Linked DNA regions of Homo sapiens: regions 1 and 3 are each linked to region 2. A link is a contact called in ENCODE Hi-C or POLR2A ChIA-PET data. All regions are on one chromosome and are shown on one strand. Each heading gives the region's core, a stretch centred on a gene start or an enhancer-like site at or near the end of the contact. The rest is flanking DNA. Distances are from core to core; before and after follow the strand shown. Region 1 holds the start of DHX34 (DExH-box helicase 34). Region 2 holds the start of ZC3H4 (zinc finger CCCH-type containing 4). Region 3 overlaps ARHGAP35 (Rho GTPase activating protein 35).

What was found. A loop is a pair of places that touch in the nucleus more often than their neighbours do. ChIA-PET counts read pairs that join two places held with the same protein, here RNA polymerase II (POLR2A). Pooled maps may share reads with other maps.
Region 1: a map of CD8-positive, alpha-beta T cell shows a loop between it and region 2 (16-fold over the local background). The contact joins the promoter of DHX34 here to the promoter of ZC3H4 in region 2. A Hi-C loop is called at or near these places in 2 of 168 maps with a recorded cell type or tissue (CD8-positive, alpha-beta T cell and naive thymus-derived CD4-positive, alpha-beta T cell), 2 of 37 single-sample maps with no recorded cell type and 13 of 50 pooled maps. POLR2A ChIA-PET finds 5 or more read pairs at or near these places in 13 of 52 experiments (A673, AG04450, CD4-positive, alpha-beta T cell and 9 more).
Region 3: a loop to region 2 is called in a pooled map, with 2.0 times the contacts of the local background. The contact joins the enhancer-like site here to the promoter of ZC3H4 in region 2. A Hi-C loop is called at or near these places in 1 of 50 pooled maps. POLR2A ChIA-PET finds 5 or more read pairs at or near these places in 8 of 52 experiments (A549, BJ, CD4-positive, alpha-beta memory T cell and 5 more).

What each region holds. Positions count from the first base shown.
Region 1 is chr19:47,347,965-47,351,268 of GRCh38, reverse strand. DHX34 (DExH-box helicase 34) reads right to left here and starts at 1,954. Exons shown (of 17, transcript NM_014681.6): 1 at 1,917-1,954. RefSeq lists an enhancer at 1,210-2,114.
Region 2 is chr19:47,112,400-47,115,908 of GRCh38, reverse strand. It overlaps ZC3H4 (zinc finger CCCH-type containing 4), which reads left to right and starts at 2,133. Exons shown (of 15, transcript NM_015168.2): 1 at 2,133-2,189; 2 at 3,320-3,485. The coding sequence starts at 3,325. RefSeq lists enhancers at 1,991-2,220, 2,461-2,620, 2,500-3,227, 3,228-3,509 and silencers at 3,031-3,120, 3,371-3,509.
Region 3 is chr19:46,974,580-46,977,909 of GRCh38, reverse strand. All of the region lies in intron 3 of ARHGAP35 (Rho GTPase activating protein 35), which reads right to left. Among named protein-coding and RNA genes, the nearest start is that of NPAS1, 44 kb to the left of the region's middle. RefSeq lists enhancers at 85-940, 941-1,798. Within about 2 kb of position 1,474, at least 31 of the 41 ENCODE cell types and tissues checked have a DNase peak (open chromatin) inside an H3K27ac peak, as active enhancers do.

The DNA.
Region 1 (3,304 bases), core at 705-3,204, 240 kb before region 2:
AGGCAGAGCTTGCAGGAAGCCAAGACTGAGCCACTGCACTCCAGCCTGGGCAACAGAGCGAGACTCTGTCTCAAAAAAAAAAAAAAAAAAAAAAAAAGAAAAAGAAAATGAGAGCATTCTTCTGAGGCTAGAAACTGCTTATGCATGCTGGGCCCCACTGACAGCATCCCGCTCCTCTCAAGGTATCTATCTTTTTTGGCTTCTAGATTGTCTGCATCTTCTAGTTTCTGTATAACTGTGTCTCTGACCATCTTTTGGTCTCTTGGCCTATTTGCCCTGGGCTCATGGCCTTCAGTGGGTTTGTTTCCCCCTCTGTCCCCTCCATCTCTCTCCACTCCATCTTCAGGCCTCTGTCTCTTTTTCAGTCCGTCTTGTTCATCATCACCCTCATCTCTCTTCCCTGTCCTAGTCAGCTCGCATCTCTCTTCACTTATGAGTCATTCTGTAGTCTGATTTTTCTCTGTAATCCAACTCTTCCTTTCTCCATCTCTCTTCAGTTCTCCATTTGACTTTCTCCATCTTTCTCATTAAAAAAAAAATGCTTTTTCAGGCCGGGCATGGTGGCTCACGCCTATAATCCCAGCACTTTGGGAGGCTGAGGCAGGCAGATCACCTGAGGTCGGGAGTGCGAGACCAGCCTGACGAACATGGAAAAATCCCGTCTCTACTAAAAATACAAAATTAGCCAGGGTGGTGGCACCTGCCTGTAATCCCAGCTACTCTGGAGGCTGAGGCAGGAGACTCGCTTGAACCCAGGAGGCAGAGGTTGCAGTGAGCCAAGATCGCACCACTGCACTCCAGCCTGGGCAACAAGAGCGAAACTCCATCTCAAAAAAAAAAAAAAAAAATTCATTTTTGTTTTTTTGAAACAGGGTCTCACTCTGTCACCCAGCCTGAAGTGCAGTGGCACAATCACGGCGTACAGCAGCCTCGACCTCCCAAGCTCAAGTGATCCTCCCACCGCAGCCTCCCAAAGTGCTGTGGATGACAGGAGTGAGTCACCACGCCCTTTCTCATTTTCTGTTTGAATCTTTTTTTCCTCCCTTTTGTCCTTCCAGTATTCACTCTCCATCACCACCTCTCTCCATTTCCCCATCTAATACTTTATCTCCCAATATCAGAAGCTTTAGTAATAGCTCATGCTTACTTACTCACATTAACACACAGACCTATCCTATCTGCATGATCTATTCCTATCCCACACCTATGTACATACACACACACACTTTTCTCACGACTGTCAGGCACTATGATCACCCCCTATTTTACTGAGCAATAGAGAGGCTAAGTGAGTAGCCGAGTGTTACATGAGCCACTCAAATCCAGGGGTTCGGGCTCCACTCCCTCGCTTTTCCATTTCTCAGCATCGTTCTCCATTATCTCCAGCTTTTGTGGGGTTCTTCCTATTTCAACTGTCTCCATCCTTCCGTATCTCTCGGTCTCCCCCGTGATTCAGTGTCTCGTTTCTCCATCTAAATTCCATTTTTTCTGTTTCTAGTGTCCACGATCAGTTTCCGACTTTTCCCTCCACTCCCCAAGTTCATGGGCGACCACGCCTCTCGGCCTCGTGGGCTCTAAGACTCTCGCTGGAACCCATCGGCACTCTCGCCCACGCTCTCTAGTTTTCAGCTTCCCTCCTCTCCCAACACCCTCGTCTTTCAGTCCCTCAGTTTCTCGAAGCTTCTTTTCGTGCCTCCATTTCTTTCGGTCTCTGGCCTGTCGCCCAGGTTCTCCCAGGGACGCTCAGGTGCCATCTCTGTCCGCGTTTGCCGGCCCTTCGGCTGCCTCCTACATTTCTCCTCATCTCGAGACTTCCCTCGCCCCTGGACTCGCACCCCAAACTACCCCCAAGCGGCCCAACTCCGACAGCCATCGCCGCCACAACCCGGTACACCCGTCCCGCCCCCCTCACTTACCACACGCCGCGAACGCCTTAACTTCCGGTCCCAAGAGCGCTAGTCTTGCGCCTGCGCACACAGCCATCTCGTTCTGACCCCGCCCCGCCACCACAGAAGAGCCAATCGGAAGCTCTGGGCTGCCCAAGACCCATCTTGCGCCTGTGCACAGCACGCTTCCGCCCCGCCTCGCTTGGGGCGGAGCCTCGAGTGATTGCGCCCTCTAGAGGCCAGTAGAGGCATTGCGGTACAGACTTGCAAGCGCCTCCTCCCCGGCCCCGCCCTCTCCTCCCCAAGCATAGCCACGTGCGCCTCAGCTCCGGGACGCCGGGGTTTTAACCCAAAGAGAGAGCTGGTCTGGGGCCCAGGAACTTTTTTTTTTCTTTTGAGACATAGTCTCACTGTCTCCCAGGCTAGAGTGCAGTGGCGTTATCTCACCTCATTGCAATCTCCGCCTCCCAAGTTCAAACCATTCTCCTGCCTCAGCCTCTCGAGTAGCTGGGATTACAGGCGCACACCACTACACCTGGCTGATTTTTGTATTTTTAGTAGAGACGAGGTTTCACGATTTGGGCCAGGCTGGTCTCCAGCTCCTGATCTCAAGTGATCCGCCCGCCTTGGCCTCCCAAAGCACTGAGATTACAGATGTGGGGCATCTCACTCAGCCTCTACCTCTTTTCTTTCTACAACCCCATTTTCTGTTACCTTTCTCTGCAATAAACTCAATCACACACATTCAGGAAGACCCCCAAGTATAGAAACAATCTCATTAGCCAGCAATGCACCCTCTCTTTTATTAACTGAAAGAAGAAACAGCTGGGCACGGCGGCTCACGCCTGTAATCCCAACAGTTTGAGAGGCCGGGGTAGGTGGATCACCTGAGGTCAGGCGTTCCACACCAGCCTGGGCAATATGGCCAACCCCTGTTTCTACAAAAAAATACAAAAGTTAGTCGGATATGGTAGTGTGTGCCTGTAGTCCCAGCTACTCAAGAGGCTGAGGTGGGAGGATCGATTGAACCTAGGAGGCTGAGAGACTGAGGCTGCAGTGAGCCATGATGGTACCACCGCACTCCAGCCTGGGTGACAGAGCCAGACTGTCTCAAAAAAAGAAAAAAGTGTTGTTGTTTTTTTTTTCTGAGACGGAGTCTCGCTGTCGCCCAGGTTGGAGTGCGGTGGCGCGATCTCGGCCCACTGCAGGCTCCGCCTCCCAGGTTCCCGCCATTCTCCTGCCTGAGCCTCCCGCATAGCTGGGACTACAGGCGCCCGCCACCACGCCCGGCTAATTTTTTGTATTTTTAGTAGAGACGGGGTTTCACTGTGTTAGCCAGGATGGTCTCGATCTCCTGACCTCGTGATCCGCCCACCTCGGCCTCCCAAAGTGCTGGGATTACAGGCATGAGCCACCGT
Region 2 (3,509 bases), core at 884-3,383:
GTAGCTGGGACTACAGGCGCCCGCCACTATGCCCGGCTCATTTTTTGTATTTTTAGTAGAGACGGGGTTTCACTGGGTTAGCCAGGATGGTCTCGATCTCCTGTCCTCGTGATCTGCCCGCCTCGGCCTCCCAAAGTGCTGGGATTACAGGCGTGAGCCACTGCGCCCGGCCATGTTTTGACTTTTTGAAGAAACTGGGGTCTCACGATGTTGCCCAGGCTGGTCTTGAACCTCTGGGCTCAAGCAATCCTCCTGTGCTAGAATTATAGGCATGAGCCACTGTGCCGGCTGCAACATTTAATTTAATTAAAGTCTTTCTGTCACTCAGGCTGGAGTGCATGATCTTAGCTCACTGCAACCTCTGCCTCCCGGATTCAAGCGATTCTCCCCTCAGCTTCCCGAGTAACTGGTGATTACAGGTGCCGGCCACCACGCTTGGCTAATTTTTTTTTTTTTTTTTTTTTTTTTTTGAGACGGAGTCTTGCTCTGTCATCCAGGCTGGAGTGCAGTGGTGCCATCTTGGCTCACTGCAACCTCCACCCCCTAGGTTCAAGCGATTCTTCTGCCTCAGTCTCCCAAGTAGCTGGGATTACAGGCGCGCCACACCATGCCTGGCTAATTTTTTGTCTTTTTAGTAGAGACGGGGTTTCGTCACGTTGGCCAGGCTGATCTCAAACTCCTGACCTCAAGTGATCCGCCAGCCTCGGCCTCCCAAAGTGTTGGGATTATGGGTGTGTGCCACCACGCCCCGCTGCCAGCTGGAACATTTAAAAAACAGTAGGATCCGCTGGGCGCGGTGGCTGACGCCCGTAATCCCAGCACTTTGAGAGGCCGAGGCGGGCGGATCACGAGGTCAGGAGATCAAGACCATCCTGGCTAACGCGGTGAAACGCCGTCTCTACTAAAAATACAAAAAATCAGCTGGGCGTGGTGGCGGGCGCCTGTAGTCCCAGCTACTTGGGAGGCTGAGGCAGGAGAATGGCGTGAACCCGGGAGGCGGAGCTTGCAGTGAGCCGAGATCCGCGCCACTGCACTCCAGCCTGGGCGACAGAGCGAGACTCTGCCTCAAAAAAAAAAAAAAAAAAGTAGGATCAATATACCAGGAAGTCACATGGTGCCTCTGTCTCCAGATTTATCACTGTTGACACGGTTTTTCTCTCTTCCTGGAATCTAAGTGGTCTTTGCTTTGTCAGGGCCTGAAATAAGGTATTTCTTTTCTTTTTTTTTTGAGACAAGAGTCTCACTCTGTTGCCCAGGCTGGAGTGCAGTGGCATAATCTCGGCTCACTGCAGCCTCGCGACCTCCCGGGATCGGGCGATTCTCCCTCTTCAACATCCCGAGCAGCTGGGACTACAGGTGTGAGCCATCATGTCCTGCTAATTTTTGTATTTTTAGTAGAGAAGGGGTTTTACCATGTTCGTCAGGCTGGTCTCCAACCCGAGCTCAAGCGATCCGCCCGCCCCGGCATCCCAAAGTGCTAGGATTACAGGCGTGAGCAACATCGCCCCGCCTGAAATAAGGTATTTCTTCTGCCTGGAACCATCTCTTCTTTTTCATGTACCAGCCTAAAAGAACAATTACAAGACCCTCCTCTAACACTCCACCCACCCCCTTTATTCTTTAACTCTGTTTCTCTCCCTTGGGGCATTATCGGTTAAGTTCCATGAAGACAGAAACTGTTCCCATGCTCCATCACAGGGACTGGCACTGTAGAAAGAGCTAACAAGTATTTAAGGAAGATCCCTGGATTCGAGGTTACAGTGAGGTATGATCGTGTCACAGCACTGCAGTCTGGGCGACAGAGCAAGACTCTGTCTCTTAAAAAAAAAATCTTGCTGTGCTTTTTAGAACTAATCCTATGACCGTGAACCGATTACTTAAAACACCGAACTTCAGTCTGCAAATGGGAATAGCAGCAGCTTATGTTAGGACGGTTATGAGGGTCAAAAGATTTTGTTTGTACAGTCTACGACACCGGCCAGTGTTTCTAGCTCTGCTATTTGAGAGCCTTCCATGGGTCCTACACCCCAGGTCCTTAAACTCCCCTGAGGGACTACCAAGCCCCGCCCCTCTCGCATCCAATGATGACATCATCGACTGGGTTGTCGAGTGACGTCACCTCCGGGCTGGCTGGGCTTCATCGCTTCTCCGGAAACCTCCGACTCTCGGCACCTGGCCTCCAGCTTTCGGTTATTTTTTTTTTCCCTCTCCGTAGCCTGAATTCCTTCCCTCCCATTCTCCCACCTAAAACTATTGGCTCTTCCCGCCTTCCTTCAAACTAGCAATTTTCGGTTTTTCCCTCTTGCTCTCCGGCGAATTCCTGAAAGTCGTTTATTCTCCCCTTCAGCCCCGCCCGTTCAGCTCATTCTCTTAATCGCATTACCCTGGCTGCTTTTCTTTCGGCTGTTTCCACCTCCTGCCACCCACCCGGACACCGCTTTCGGCTCTTTCCGGACCGTCTCAGTTTCTCCTCCTTCCCCGGTCCCGATCGGCTTAGGCTATTTATGGCTCCCCTAGGTTTCTCATGCTCTCTCTAGCCCCACCCATATCACCACCTTCAGCTCTTTCTGGCTCTCCCCCGTCGCCTCCTCGCTCCTGCTCAGCTCCTTTCGGCTATTTCCGCCTCCCCTCGGCCTCGCCCTTTGCCTTCGGCTCTTTCCGCCGGCCTTCGGGCAAGCGGTCTCTACCCCTCTCCTGCACGTGACACGGCCTCCGCCTCCGCCTCTCAGTTCCCCCTCCCATCTCACCCTTCCTCCCGCCTCAGCCTCTAGGCTGGTTCGGGCCGAGCCGCCATTTTGTGTCAATTCCTGATTGCGGCGGGGGCCGGGCAGCCGGGGCACCCAGGGCGGGCAGAGAAGGGAGACAGTCGGCCCGTCTCCGCGGCCCGTTCCCTCTCTCCCTCAAATCCTTTTTTTCTTTTTAACCCCCCACCCCCCTCGCTCGCTCTCCTCTTCTCCCCTTACCCTTCGCTTGCTCCATCGCGCGCGGCCCGCGCTAATTACACCCAACCACCCACCAGTGTCCGTGTCTCCCGGGTGTCCCGCCCCCCGGGGGTGCGTGGGGGGGGGGCTCTCGCCCCTATGAGGGCCCCGCGCCAGTGAGCGAGTGACCGCAAGGGTGGGCTGCGGAGAAAGCAGGCGGCGAGCGGCCCTCCGAGGCCTAGGCCGTGCGGCCTACGCGGAGGTCAGCGCAGAGGTGATTCCGAAACCGAAAAAATATATACCCCATTCCCATCAGGAGCCCTCCGAGCTTAAGTGTGCCCCTCCCGCCACGCCCAAGCAGTCCTTTTTCGTGCATTAACATCCCCTCCCCCCCAAAGGAACTATGGAGGCCGCGCCCGGGACCCCCCCGCCGCCGCCATCAGAGTCGCCGCCGCCGCCATCGCCGCCGCCGCCATCAACGCCTTCGCCTCCTCCGTGTTCCCCCGACGCCCGCCCGGCCACCCCGCACCTCCTCCACCACCGCCTCCCGCTCCCTGACGACAGGTCAGGCCCCCGGTTGGGCCGGGG
Region 3 (3,330 bases), core at 225-2,724, 140 kb after region 2:
GCCAAGGCCAGCCATAAGCCTTTTACATGCACTGTCTCACCCAGTCCTCACACCAGCTCTGTGAGTTGTATTCTACCATTCTTCTTCCCATTTTATAACTGAACAAACTGAGCCACGTGGCAAACAGATGGCAGGGCTGGGATTCACACCCGGGCAGTCCGATTCCAGAGTCTGTGTTTAATCAATCACCACAAGGCACTGTCTCCATGCTCTTCCTGGACAGCCCTGGGCACCATGTGAAAGTCGCTGGATAGCTGTGTGATTAGCTGCTTAATGCTGGTCCCCTGGTAGACCCCTGAGTTCACAGGAGCAGGCAGAGTCCTCTCATCACCCGTCTGTGTATTGGGCTTGCACAGTAACTAGTACCAGGGAAGGCATTCAGTAGCTGTCTTCAGAAAGGAGGGAAGGAGGAAGAAAAGTGCAGCGTTTCTCCAGCTGAAGAGAGGGAGGAAGGCGACTCAAGTGTTTGTTCTCAAGGGGCCTGTGCCTTACTGGGGCCAGCATGGAGGAGCTGCTCCCTAAGCGGCTGGAGCATCCAACTCCTACTTTCCTTTCCAGATGTATTGAGGTTCTACATTCACCAAGAAGCCTTCTCCCTCCCCTTCTTCCCGGTAACTTCACTAGGAACGTAGTGGGTTCATTATTTCGCCACAGCCAGTCATGTGCTGCTGTTAAGTCTGGTCTCCAGACCTGGCTGTTAACTTTTACAGGGCAGAGCCATGGTTTGGCTGTGGCTGGGAGTCCCCACAGGGCCACGCCCCCTGCAGAAGCTGGCCACATTCTTGCTAATGGGCTGCTCTGTCGCCTTTTATCAGGGCTCAGCCTTCCCAGACTGACCTTATGCGGGTCTTAGATGTTTTTACAGTGAGTGTAACACGGAGGAGAAGAGGTTAGTTCATCTGTGCTTCACTGGCTTTGGTGAAATGAACAGGAAAAAAGCAGAGGTCAAGGAAACTGACAGGGGTTATAGAGGCATGGGGATTTGCTGGGTGTGAAACCTCATGAGCAAGGCAGCACAGAAGGTGTGCGTGTGAGTGAGATGAACAGACAGACACAGAGCAAGAGCAAGGGCCACCGGAGCCCCCAGGTGATAATTCAATGGCACAGTCAGGCCAGCTCCACCAAGGGCCCGAGAAGGTCCTGCAGCCGAGAGTGGGTACTGCTCCTTGGGACCACTCTCACAGGACAGCCTGCTGTACCGTCCTGTTTGTACTGCCTTGGCAAATATGGCAGGACAGGCCATGGGCCTGGTTGGCACGCTCAGGCCAGAGCAACCTGTCTGCCCGAGCTCCCCACCATGGAGAAGGCGAGTGCAGCCGGGACAGCCAGGCAAAGCAGCCGGCTGGAACCGTCTCGGGGCCTTGGGCCGCCACCCAGACTATTTCTGTCTTGGATGGAAGGCCAGGGTTACTTTGTGAAACAAGCTCTACTTCTCCTTGGCTGCTGGGCTCTCCAGGCGGTGTGCCAGGGCACACTGTTCTGATCAGGGCACTGGGGCCTGAGGAAATCCGCTAGCAATGCCGAGTCACAAGCTAAATGAACCCTGCTTATCTGGAACAGGCAAGAGCTGGCGAGCTGACTGCCTGCCTTTATGGCAATGGGGAATTTCTGGAATGCAAGTGACTTGTGCTTAACTTATAAGCAAGCAGAAAAACGGGAGGGTGGTGAGGAATGGTAGCAAAAAAAAAAAAAAAAAAAAGGAGAAAGCTTTGTTTTAAAACTATTTGGACTGTGGGAAAGCAATTTGTTAGTAAAACTAGAATTACAGGGGGAGGGAGAGAGATTAAGTAACAGACAGCCCCCATAAAAATCACAGCATATGAAACAGTATACCTCATATTTTAGCACTTTATCAATTCAAAGCAGTGCAAATACGGCAATTACTCACATAAAGCCTGTTGGTGTATTCAAGCTATAACCGTACCTATTAAACTGTTACAGTGATAGATGGGAGTATCTATACTGAAATTAGCTGCCTTCTCTGAAAGACAGAATTACATAGATCTAGGCTGACTGCAGGGAAATAGTAACTAACTGAATTTAACAGCTCTCGTCCCGCCAACTCTCCTTCATGATAGCTCTAGGAACTGGTGGCTATGATGAATGTGGAGGGAAACACGGAGGTTTTTTGCAGGGTGGCTGTTTTCCAAGTGGGAAGGTATTTGGTAAAATTCTGAATCTGCTCAGTCCAATGCTATAAAACTCACAGCTTCATCAGCCTAAAGCAGAGAAGACAGGAAAAGGGCTGGAACGTAGGCCTTTTCCATTCTGATGGGCTGTGAACGGCCTCTGCCAGAGGACTTGGGGATTTCTGTTTCCTCTTGTAAAAAGGGATTAGCATTACTTTGAGATTAATACTGTCCTCTGGCTCACGGGAGATTAACTAATAAACCATGTATGGGGTGTAAAGTGAAGAACAAGCCCCACACAGGCCCAGGATTCTCACTGTGCTGCCGCGGCACACTGGCCCCTGAGCTCCCAGCCCCAGGCTGGGCCCTCCCTGGTGCTCCTTCCAGATGTAGAGGCTGGCAGCCTCCTCTCCTGCGCACCCTCAGAAGGGTGCAGGAAGCCCACTAGCAAGGTCTTAAATTTAGGACCCCTGCAGGAGGGGATGGGGCAGTGTAGTAGAAGAAATATATATTTGGTTTTTGTCCCCGGCTCCTAGCACAGAGTTCCCCAAAGTCTTGGAATTTCCTGAGTGATAGAAGTATCTTTTGTTACTCATTAACAAGCCCCTTCTGGCCAGGCATGGTGGCTCATGCCTGTAATCTCAGCACTTTGGGAGGCCGAGGCAGGCCGATCACGAGGTCAGGAGTTCGAGACCAGTCTGGCCAACATAGTGAAACCCTGTCTCTACTAAAAATACAAAAAATTACCCGGGTGTGGTGGCATGCGCCTGTAATCCTAGCTACTCAGGAGGCTGAGGCAGGAGAACTGTGTGAACCCGGGAGGCGGAGGTTGCAGTGAGCCGAGATCGTGCCATTGCACTCAGCCCAGGCAACAGTGAGAGACTCCGTCTCAGAACAAACAAGCCCCTTCCAACCAAACCTGAGTTTCATGATAATGAGGTTACTCTTGTGGGCCCCTAGATAGTGCAGGATATGGGGGCTGGTCTCCAGAAAGACCAAACCTTTATTAGAGGGTTGGAACTGTCAGCCCCACCCACGACCTCTGGGGGTGAGGGGAGAGGGGCTGGAGATTGAGCTCAATCACCAATGGCCAATGAGTTAATCAATCAAGCGGACATCACAGAAACGCCATAAACACCCTCAGTGACAGGGTCTGTAGAGCTTCTGGGTTGGTAAACACATCGAGGTGCTGGGAGAGTGT